Regions from separate parts of the Homo sapiens genome. Here region 1 is linked to region 2. Evidence: chromatin contacts called from ENCODE Hi-C data. All regions are on one chromosome and are shown on one strand. The core of a region is the stretch at or near the end of the contact, and the rest is flanking DNA. Distances in the headings are between cores, read along the strand shown.

Region 1 (5,174 bases), core at 294-2,793, 240 kb before region 2:
TTTTTGACTCCCCTGATAACTGTTGCTACATGTGTTTGCTTTTCGTAGTATTTCCCTGGTCTATCTCTGCTCATCATAATATTTAAAGTATCTTTATGTTATTTTTGTTCTTGATAGGTGTCCTGTAAACATTCTATAGCTTTGACATAAACGGAAAGTTTTTCCTTTTTATAGAATTAAACGGTCATATTTATCACGATTACTAAATTTGGCTGTTACGATGTGAATGTATGTGTGTGTGTATGCGTGTGTATGTGTGTGCATGTGTGTGTGTGCATGTGTGTATGTATGTATATGTATGTGTGTATGTGTGTTTCCTTTCCCTATGTTCGGATTGATCATTTTTTGTTTGTTCTTTTTGCTTGATGATTTGGACTCCTGTTGTTATTCTACCGGTGGTTACCCTTGAATCTGAAAACACATATAGACCTATAGTTTTTTTATTCACTTGAATAATTTGTCAATATCTTCTGATCTAAACAAGAAGGGACCTTAGCATACTGTTCTTCTCTACTTCTCTTGCAATATACACTCTACCCCAAATCTCAGGAATTTTAGTTTTAGAATATTAGTTTTAAATTTGTTCAAATATACTTCTGTTTTATAAATTAATTTTTATCTAAGGCATTCACATTTTCAGCCACCTATCGAGTGATTATTTGCCCTCAAATATATGCTGTACCAGTCCCTTCGCCTGTTTCTTCTATATCATATCTTGTCTTCCATGGATTCCTGCTCCTAGACACACAACATCTTCCACATAAAATCAGGACCCAATTTTATGTGGAGAGGGTGGGCTGCACGAGGAGGTACACTTGGAATGCCCACCTCCCTGGGCTACTTGACCTCCCTCCATAGCCAACTTCTCTTCAGTGGCAGATCACGTGGCAAAAACATGTTGTCAGACTGACAGCAAACTTGCCTCTCCTCCCTTCACACTCACAAGTAGAAAGCATAAAACATCTCAGAAGTGCTCTAGGAGGATAATCAGTAGCCATAAACCCTTGGACCACAGAGCTACGAGGCAGAAGAATATTACTCTTCTGGGCACCCAAAAGGCTCTGGATAAGAAGGGAGGAGAGTACGGATGGGGCTGAAAACATGCTCAGAATGGCTGATTTGAGGGCTTTCCCCTGGAAACTTCCTCTTGTTTTGTATTGTCAAAAGGTTGAGAACCTTAAAACAGACATTTGTGTGGGCAACTATCTGATGTTCGATGCCATACTTCACTGGAAATAACGACCTTGACAAAAGCCAAACATCTGTTCCAAGTAAAACAAAAGCAGAGAACACACAACCTCGCCGCGTCCAAAGGGCAAGCCACGCTGGTGCAGGAACGAAGCCTCCCGCCTCAGAGGGCGCGGGGCTCTGTGCTGTGTCCTGTCTCCTGTCAGCCGGCTCTGCCCGCACGCTGAGCTGCGGTTATGGCTCCGGGAGCAAACAACCCGGAAGTGGCAGCGCGGCTGGGCGGAGGGCGCCCTCCTGGTTCCGCTGGGGCTGCGGCTCCCTGAGGCCCCGAGGGGACCCCGCTCACCCGGGCCCCGCCCACCAGAGGGCGCCAGAGAGAAGCCACCGGGGAGGCGCCTGCGCTGTTTCCCTGAGCCTCCTGGTACCCCGTTTGAGACACAGGAAAAAACGCGTGAAAGGCTTCTGTAAATTATCAAGTGTGGTGACGTATGAACCCCAGGCAGCCCACTCCCAACCCCAAACAACATCTCATTCAAGCTGCGTCTACCAGAAGCTCGCACATCCAACTGCCTCCCTCCAGAGGTAGCCGCTGTCCCGAATTTTGCTTTGAATGTTCCCTGTGATTTTCTTTTTTATACTGTGTAATTGGATTTTTAAAGGGATTTCATAACATTTATATTCCCGGAGGCTTGAATTTTTTTGCTCATCGTTTTTCGTTACCACGTAGTGAGGTGTTGCTGCAGTTCCTCGACTTTGTGACTCCACAGATACGAATATGTGGCACTTTGTTTAACCACTGTCCTGTCCGATTATTCCCAAGGTTTTGCTACTGCAGACTAGGAACATTTTTGAACATGATTCCTGGAGCACTGTGTAAGAATATCTCTAGGCCAAGTGTATACCTGGGCAACCTAATATACATGGAACCAGATTGTTTTCCAAGTATTTGAACCATTTACCTGCGTCCAGTGGTGTCTAAGTGTTCCTGTTATTCCCAACAGTATGTACTAATAAATTTCTTAATATTTTCCGATTTAGTCAATATAAAATGATATTTAACTGTGGTCCCATTTTGCATTTCCCTGATTATAAAGTAGAGAAACTTTCTCTCCCTATCTCTGTCTTGTCAAAATTATACATACTTTTCTCTGAAATGCCTACTCAAGTATTTTATGTATTTTGCTCTCCTCTTCCCTTGGGGTTTTGGTCTCTCATTGTTTGCAGGAATGCTTTATTCTGATCCGTCCTCAGTTCTATGTGTTGCAATAATTTTTTCCATTCTTTAGGTTACTTTTCTATACTATTTATGGCATTCTTTTTATCAACAGATGTTCTCAAGTTATCAGTCTTGCATTTTTGGATTAGCACTTTCTGAGCTTAAAAAAATCCCTTCTTCCAGCCTGGGTGTTGGAGTGAGACCATGTCTCAAAAAGAAAAATCCTTTCCTAGCCAGAAAGATGATAAAGATAACTGCTTATTTATAAGGTTTTACTGTTCCCATTTATGCCCTAAATCTATGTAGAATTTATTTTTGTACATAGTAAGGACTAAGGAAGTTTGTTTTCCCATATAGATATGAATTGTCCCAGGATCCTGTCTCTGATCCCCAAATCATCTTCCAAAACAAGACAAAGTTCTTACACAGGGAATGCATCAGAGGCCTGTCTCTCCCTGGTCCAATGCCATAGCATTTTAATTATTATAGCTTTATAGTAGTATTGATATCAAATAGTGCAAGTCCTGTGGTGATTCACTCAGGATGGTGGCAGAAATATTAAAGGGACATATTAGGGAAAGTTATAGGGAATAGTCACAAACCTTTTTGGAAGGCTGAAAGGTTACATAGCTTGTAATAATTGAACAGGCTGAAGGCAGCGGGTTCTTACCTTAGAGCATTAGGTCATAGGGTAAATACTAGGGACAATAGAGGCTTCCCCAGTTAAGTCTGTTTACCCTACCTCCATTAACTAACCTTTGAGCCAGATGGCCCTCTTGGTGCGGAGGAGGTTGACCAGGGAAATTGCCCCCTAATGGTATTTAAACCGTGGTACCTGAGCTTTAATCATTCATAGAACTACCGTCTTAACCATGTTAATTATCCACAAGTGTGTTGACTCAGAGCTTCTGTTGTTAAGCGTATACTAAATAAATGCCTGAAGTGCAAGCTGCTCAGAGCCAGCCACAGTGACAAACCTCTCTTGGTGTGTAGGCTGTCGGACACCGAGCTGGACTGGCAAAGCAGAATATCTCTGTGTCAGTGTACGTTGTATTCATCCATCGTTTGGGTCAGGGTCTGCAGGCACACCCCTGCAGCTAATGCCCTCTTGTGAGGAGCAATACCTCGAGTCCCACCACCGTTTTTTATTTCAAGAGTGCCTTGCATACAAATTTTAAGACTCAGTTAGTTAAATTTCCTCAAAAAGTCTTTTGAGATTTTGATTAGAATCACATAAACTCTGTGAATTAAATATCTTTAAAATACTGATTTTTCCTATCCATGATGTGGAATCTGTTTCCATTTATTTAGGCCATTTTAAAATGTTTTCAATAAATTTTATAATTTTCCGCATGTAAATTGTACACATTTTTGTTAACCTTACTCTTAGTTAACGTTGAGTTTTCTAAGCAGAGTTCTTGATAAATTATGTTTTCCAACTATTTATTGCTAGTGTATAGCAATACAAATGATTTTTGCTTATTGATCCTAGAGGCAGCCCCCTTCCTAAACTCTCTTATTTCCAATAATTTCTGTGCAGATTCTTTTGTGGTTTCTCAGTAGACCATCCTGTCGTCTGTGACCAATGAGAGTTTTGCTTTATATCTTTCAATCCTTATTCCTGTAATTTCTTTTTCTTGTCTTATTGCACAAACAGATCCTCAGTACACTGTTGCCTTGATTTTTATTTTAATGGGAAACATCTCAGAAGTTCTCTAAGAGGACGCTCAGTAGCCATTGCCCCTTTATGAATGATGTTTATTGTAAGGTTTTGATAGGTATACTTTTTGAGTTTAAGGAAATTACCTTTTATTTCTAGTCTACTAAGAATTTTTAAGTTAATAATAGATGTTGAATTGTATTAAATGCTTCTTTTGAAATGTTCAGATGATTTTCCCCTTTAATTTGTGAAAGTGGTGAATAAATGTATGGAATAAACACAGTTTGGTCCTGACAGTTTGTCTTTTTAATGTATTGACGGATTTGCACCCAGAGGAAGGGCTGGCTGGCAGCTGCATTTGGTTTACTCACAGGTTGTTTTGGATTTTTGCATCTATGTTCAGTATGAGGCTGGCCCATAGTTTTCTCTTCTGTCTTTCTCTGTGTTGAATATCAAAATTATCCAGGCTCCAAAGAATGATTTGATGACCATTCATTCATATTTGATCCTTTTGAAGAGTTTATGTAAGATTGAAATGATCTAACAGCTTTAGAAGAACTCACTTTTGAAACCATATGGTATTTTTACTTGTGAAAACATTTAGAATTAATAATTCAATGTATTTAAGAGTAGCATAACTGGTCAGGCTCTACACTTCTTGAATTGATTACGAAAACTACATTTTTTCTAGGAATTGTGATTTCTTGTAAGCTGTCAAATTTATTCACATAAATTTGTTTTAGTATTGTCTTATGTTTACAGTCATGGTTGTATTTATCATTATGTTCCTTTGACATCCCAAACATTGTTTATTTGTGCTTTTTTGTGCTTAAGTAGTCTCAGAAGCAGTTTCTCTACTTTATTAATCTTTTTCAAATAGCAAGCCTTGGTTGTGTTCCTCTCTATTTCCTCATTATTTTGTATTTCATGATTTCTGCCCTTCTTTGGGTCCAGTATGCTGCTTAGTTTCAGTTGGACATTTGGCTTATTAATTTTCAGTCCGTCTTTCTTAGTACAAGGACTTATGATTATATATTTACCTGTAAGATCTTCTGTTACTGCTTCCCCAAGTGCTGATATTTAACGGTTCCATTATTCACTGAGCTCTGT
Region 2 (5,388 bases), core at 817-3,316:
ATTCTGGCCAAGCTGCCCCTTCCTGCTGACCTGCATGTGTATTGTTGTCACCTTCAGCTCTCAGCACCTCGGCCCCCTTGGGCAGTGAGGAAGGGCCCTGGAGGCGAGGTTGGGAGAAAGGATAGCTAGAACAGGATCCTGCGGGGAACAAGGGTTGTGGGCAGCTCTCACCCGGGGCTGCCTCACTGAGAGCACCGCCGAGTGGGGGTGGGGGTGTCCAACTCTCCAGCCACAAACCGCTTCCTCCTTGTCTGCAGGCTGTGCAGGTCTGGCCTGTGAGTAAACACATTTATCAGCAACCCAAGCTGTCAGTCTCAGTGTTGTGCAAATGCCGGACTGGTGAGCAGAGGAGCCTGCTAGCTTTCCTGCCTGGCCCCGAGGCCCAGAAACCCCTGATCTTGTGTCCTGGGGTCTGGGAAGCCCTGGGCCTTGAGAAGTGGGGTTTGCAGGTGGTGATAGGAGGAGGGGAGGGAAGCCTCCAGGGCTGTGGGGTTCAGGCTCCCAGACCCCCCGGCACCTGCTGAAGAGGAGAGCTGTGTTCTGTGGGATTGGGTGGAACTTCCTCAGCGCGGGAGGAGCCTGTTCTGGCCCAAGCTGGTCCTGTCTTTTTAGGAATAAATCCCTGGTAGCTCAGCGTCGGCAGGGGCCTTGCTGTGCCTCTGATGTGGCCAGCGTGCCGCCTTTGCACTTTGCTGTTGAGTAACTTGCACCATGAGGTCAAGGAAGGGAAGTGTGATTGCCAGCTGGCCATTGTTCTATAATAACAGGGTCACCTGCATGAGCTCAGGCACAGGCCAGTATCCCCAGCCCTACCTGGGAGCCTCTCGGCAGCCTGGGGGACCTCGTCCTGTGCCACACAGGCAAGCGGACACACCCCCAGGCAGCAGAAGTCACCTGCGGCCCAGTGCCAGCCCTTGCTTTCTTGCTTTTCATGCCATTCACATTAGGGTAAGAATGGCTTTGAGACAAAATGTGACAGCATCACTCACGCCAGCTTAGATCCTCCGGGTTCCCTGTCCTCCCAGGATAACGTCCGAGGCCCCGGCCTCTTCTTGCCACTGCCCCTTGACCTCTGTCCTCTGCCCCTAGGCCCGTGCAGTTCCCTGACTCGCCCTGCCCTGGTGCCCTCTCTCCAGGCAGGACTCCCTCCAGCCCCTTGCTGGCCCTGCCCTGCCTCTCCCCAGGGAGGCCCTGAGGCCCCCCCCCCCCATGTGATCTGTCAGCAGCGCCCTGTGTGGTCATCTGAGCTGCCTTTCCTGCCACCACCACTGTTCCCACTCCAGGAGGGCGGCCTGGCTGTGAAAGCCCCAGGGAGGGGTCCTGGGTGGACCGTCTGGGGAGCTGTGGTGTCAGCCCAAACCTGCACCCTCGAGGCTGAGCCCACCACGGGGAATGTGGTCACCAAGGGCAAGCACGCTTGGCCGCAGGCCTGGAGACGCCGGAGCCAGGCCACGGTGGGCTGCTGCAGGCTTTGGTCCACGTCGGCCAGCGTCAGCTGCTGTCTGGGGATCTTAGGCTAGGGACGGCCCCTGCACCTGCCATCACCTGGGCTGGGACCCCCACCTAGGGCTCCCCCTCCCCACTTGGACGCCTGCGGGCCCATGCCTATCCCACTCCGGTGAGGCCTCAGCCTGGTGGAGGGGGCGCAGGCTTGGGGGGGAGGGTGGCAGAGCTTCCCACAGGGCTGAACCTATGCCCACAAAGCCATGACTTGCCCCTGCCTGAGGCTTTCTGTTCCCCAGGAAATCAGAGACCCCCTCTCCTGAAACCGCCAGGCGGCCCTCACAAGTCCCTTCCCCTCCAGGACCTGCCTGGCGCCACCTCCTTCCAGCCGCCGGGTCCTTCGAGAGGCCCCCTCTCGGGGCTCTGGCCGGACTTGGGACAGGCTGTGCCTGAGTTTCCTCACCTGTGCAAGGGAGGATGCTGGATTGTGGGGAGAGGGGAAACGGACCCCGCCCCCAGGTGCCGCGCGCCCCGCCCCTCCCACCGGCCGAGGGGCCCATTGGCTGCGGGGCGCCGGGGCGGGGCGCGCGGAAAAGAGCCTCGGGCCAGGAGCGCAGGAACCAGACCGTGTCCCGCGGGGCTGTCACCTCCGCCTCTGCTCCCCGACCCGGCCATGCGCGGCCTCGGGCTCTGGCTGCTGGGCGCGATGATGCTGCCTGGTGAGTGGTTCCAGGGAACCGTCCCGGGCGCAGCGCGGGGCAGGGTGGCTCTCCCCGCAGGACGCGACGCGGACCCCGAGCCCCTGGCCTGCTCGCACCCCGCACCCTGGCCCGGCTTCGGGCTGGTCCCTGGGAGCGGGCCATCAGGTGCACAGTGGTCTCTGGGTGGAGAGCCCCGGGCCGGGGAGGCCGGGGAGGTCGGAGGGAACCTTCAAAGGTGAACTGTGAGAGGGAAGTCCCGCCTCTGAGCTTGTTAGTGGGGTCGGGGCCGGGCCAAGCAGGACGCTTCACCTGCTGCGCGAGGCGCCCTGGGTTCCTGGGATTCACCTGTGGGGCTACCCACCCCCACTATTTAGCCGAGGAGGGAAGGGAGGGCAGACAAGCTGAGGCCTGGAGTGCAGGGGTGTGGGCTGAGGGGACCCGTCTCCTGCCTGGGGGAGGACATGGGGCTGCTGACCCTGGATCCCACCCCTGCTCCTGGAGTGACTTGGGCTGGGGTGTGCTGAGGAGCTTCAGGCTGGAGGCCGGGTTGCTTCCCGCCAGTTTCCTGGGCAGATAGGGGCTGGCTGCTCCCCTGCTGCCTCTCCAGGTTGGAGATGTGGTCATGGAGACACGTCCACTATTGTGTTTTAATGGGAGCAAAGGGTCCTGGGGTTGGTGGTCTCCGAAACCCTGCCCATTGCATGCTGGGACCCTGCCCTCTGCTCTCGGATACCAGGGAGTTTCCAGTTCTTGGGAGGTGAACAGCCTCCGGGAGGCACTTCCTGCTCCCCAGTTAGATGCGATCAGATGATCAGAAGAATGGAGGAGGAGAATGGAAACGGGCAGGTCGGCGGCCCGAGTCCTCCTCCCTGGGGGGAAGGTTCATCCTTGCCCTCGGGCCCCTCCAGAGATCTGAGACAGCCTGGAGACCTGTGGAGTCACTGGCACCCGCTGGCACCCACAGCGTCTCTGAGCACTGTGTGTGGGTGCTGCAGGACACAGGCCCACCGGCCATGCCTGGGGGCGCTCCTGGGGTCTTTTAGGCACAGAACCCTCACTTGAGTCTTTGTCCCAGAGCTATCTGGTGAGTTCCCCAGGGGAGGGTCAAGCCCAGCAAGAGACAGAATCTGAGGGCCCAGGAGGCCTCTGGGAAGGAAACCTGCCCCCCGGCCCCTCATGCCTGCTGACCCTCCCTCCTGCAGCGATTGCCCCCAGCCGGCCCTGGGCCCTCATGGAGCAGTATGAGGTCGTGTTGCCGTGGCGTCTGCCAGGCCCCCGAGTCCGCCGAGCTCTGCCCTCCCACTTGGTGAGTCTAAGCTGGCCTGGGGAGGGTCCCTGGCTGGCCCCTGAGCCTATTTTTGTGAAAGGAGCTTTAGCTTACAGAAAGTGGTGAGAGGCCAGTGGGTGTCTGGGGCTGCCCTGTACAGCTCTAGCCCCCTGGGGCCCATCTCCGTTCCTCCCTCCAGCACTGCCTGAGGGCTCCCAGCCTCCTCGTTCCTTCAGGAGCTCTATGGACCCCTGGAAGGGAGCAGGGGCAGGTTGTGCTGGCCCCGGGCCCCTCCCCAGTTTCACTTGGCGAGGCTGATAAGCCAAATTCCTCTTTGAGAAGTGACGCTGGCTCACCGCAGAGTTGACACACCTTCCTGTGTTGGGGGGGGGGCCTGGCGGGGGTTTCCCAGGGCTAGAAACTGAGAATGCCCCCCTCCCCGACTGGGGCTGCCCGAGGGTGATTCCTGAAGCCTGAGTGGGTGGGTGTGCACACATGTGCACGGCATATGCATGTGTGCACCTGTTTCCAGGGAGGGCAGTTCCGGCCCCAGCCCTGTCCTTACCTCAGCATCCGGGGAACCTACTACCGACCTGCCCGCTGCCCTGGGCTCATCCAGCCGGTGGCACAGCTAAGGCTGTCCCAGAGCTCTGCAGGCCGAGCCCCAGCCTGCACATGGGGGCTGGAGATGCAGTGGTCCAGCAGGAGGCTCTGCAGGCACCACCAGGTCCGGCAGCTGCTGGAAGGGATGGGTCCTGGAGGCAGGCAGCTGTCGCTGGAGGGGCCTGTGCGTGCTATCCCCGCCACCCACCTCCTTTGCTGCCTGGCTGAGGCTATGCCTCCCCCACCCTATGCTTTCTCGGGGAAGGGGCATTGTCGTTACCCATGCGTGGTCAGATGGGGAAACTGAGGCCTGGGAGGACCGAGGAGCACCGTGTCCTTCCTGTCTACCCAAGTGCTGGGCTCCGCCGGTCGCCTTCAGCACAGCCCCGTTCCCTACCCTCCACCCTCCACCCCCCGCCCCCCACCCTCTGCCCTCCGCCCCCCGCCTCCACCCTCCACCCTCCACTCTCCACCCTCCACCTTCCACCCCCCACCCCCTGCCCCCTACCCTCCACCCTCCACCCTCTACCCTGCCTGAGGCTGTGGACCCTCCAGGATGGAGCCTTGACCTGGGGCTGGAGGCCGGCACCCCTTCCCCCCCAGCTGAGCTTCTCTGGCCCCCAGGATTGAGGTGGGCACAGCCCGGGCAGGCTGCTCACCTGGGACCCTTCCCTCCTCGCTCAGGGCCTGCACCCAGAGAGGGTGAGCTACGTCCTTGGGGCCACAGGGCACAACTTCACCCTCCACCTGCGGAAGAACAGGTGAGTGGGTCTCGGGTCGGCCCCCCTGCCCGGGCCTGGCTCCAGCACACTGGTGTCCCCGGCGTCCAGCCTCTGGGCCAGCCTCTCTGCACCGAGGGGGCCGAGGCAGTCACAGCACTTCTTTTCCAGGGACCTGCTGGGCTCCGGCTACACAGAGACCTATACGGCTGCCAATGGCTCCGAGGTGACGGAGCAGCCTCGCGGGCAGGTATGGGTCGGGCGGAGCAGCTGGGCGGGCAGGTAGGGGCTGGGCGGCCCTCCCCGAGCCTGTGGGGCCATGGGGGCACAGCCTGTGGACCCCTCTCCTGCTTCCCCCGCAGGACCACTGCTTCTACCAGGGCCACGTAGAGGGGTACCCGGACTCAGCCGCCAGCCTCAGCACCTGTGCCGGCCTCAGGTGGGTGTGGCGGACGAACGCCAGGGCTCCCGCAGGTGGAGAGGAAGGCCTAAGCCTGTGGTGGGGGTGGGGAAGGGAGGCAGGGAGGGTGCCTCCTCCTCCCACTCAGGCCTTTGCTGTCTTGCATGGGGGTCTGCTCAGGGGACGCCAAGCCCAAGAGGCTCACCCTCCTGTACCCTGGGGCCTGAAGTCACCTGCGGGGGGCTGCTGGTGGCA

What was found. Hi-C counts contacts between places; a loop is a spot of excess contacts on that map. Pooled maps may share reads with other maps.
Region 1: a loop to region 2 is called in a map with no recorded cell type, with 7 times the contacts of the local background. The contact joins the enhancer-like site here to the promoter of ADAM8 in region 2. A Hi-C loop is called at or near these places in 1 of 168 maps with a recorded cell type or tissue (B cell), 2 of 37 single-sample maps with no recorded cell type and 5 of 50 pooled maps.

What each region holds. Positions count from the first base shown.
Region 1 is chr10:133,516,685-133,521,858 of GRCh38, reverse strand. LOC105378575 (a long non-coding RNA gene) reads left to right here. Exons shown (of 5, transcript XR_946512.3): 2 at 1-2,188. Among named protein-coding and RNA genes, the nearest start is that of CYP2E1, 8.1 kb to the left of the region's middle. RefSeq lists a silencer at 1,457-1,656. Within about 2 kb of position 1,543, at least 6 of the 41 ENCODE cell types and tissues checked have a DNase peak (open chromatin) inside an H3K27ac peak, as active enhancers do.
Region 2 is chr10:133,273,546-133,278,933 of GRCh38, reverse strand. ADAM8 (ADAM metallopeptidase domain 8) reads left to right here and starts at 2,066. Exons shown (of 23, transcript NM_001109.5): 1 at 2,066-2,162; 2 at 3,347-3,450; 3 at 4,699-4,775; 4 at 4,905-4,983; 5 at 5,096-5,172. The coding sequence starts at 2,117. It overlaps TUBGCP2 (tubulin gamma complex component 2), which reads left to right. Exons shown (of 18, transcript NM_006659.4): 18 at 1-299. RefSeq lists enhancers at 42-121, 612-661, 1,976-2,623, 3,627-3,886, 3,924-4,573 and a silencer at 1,817-2,376.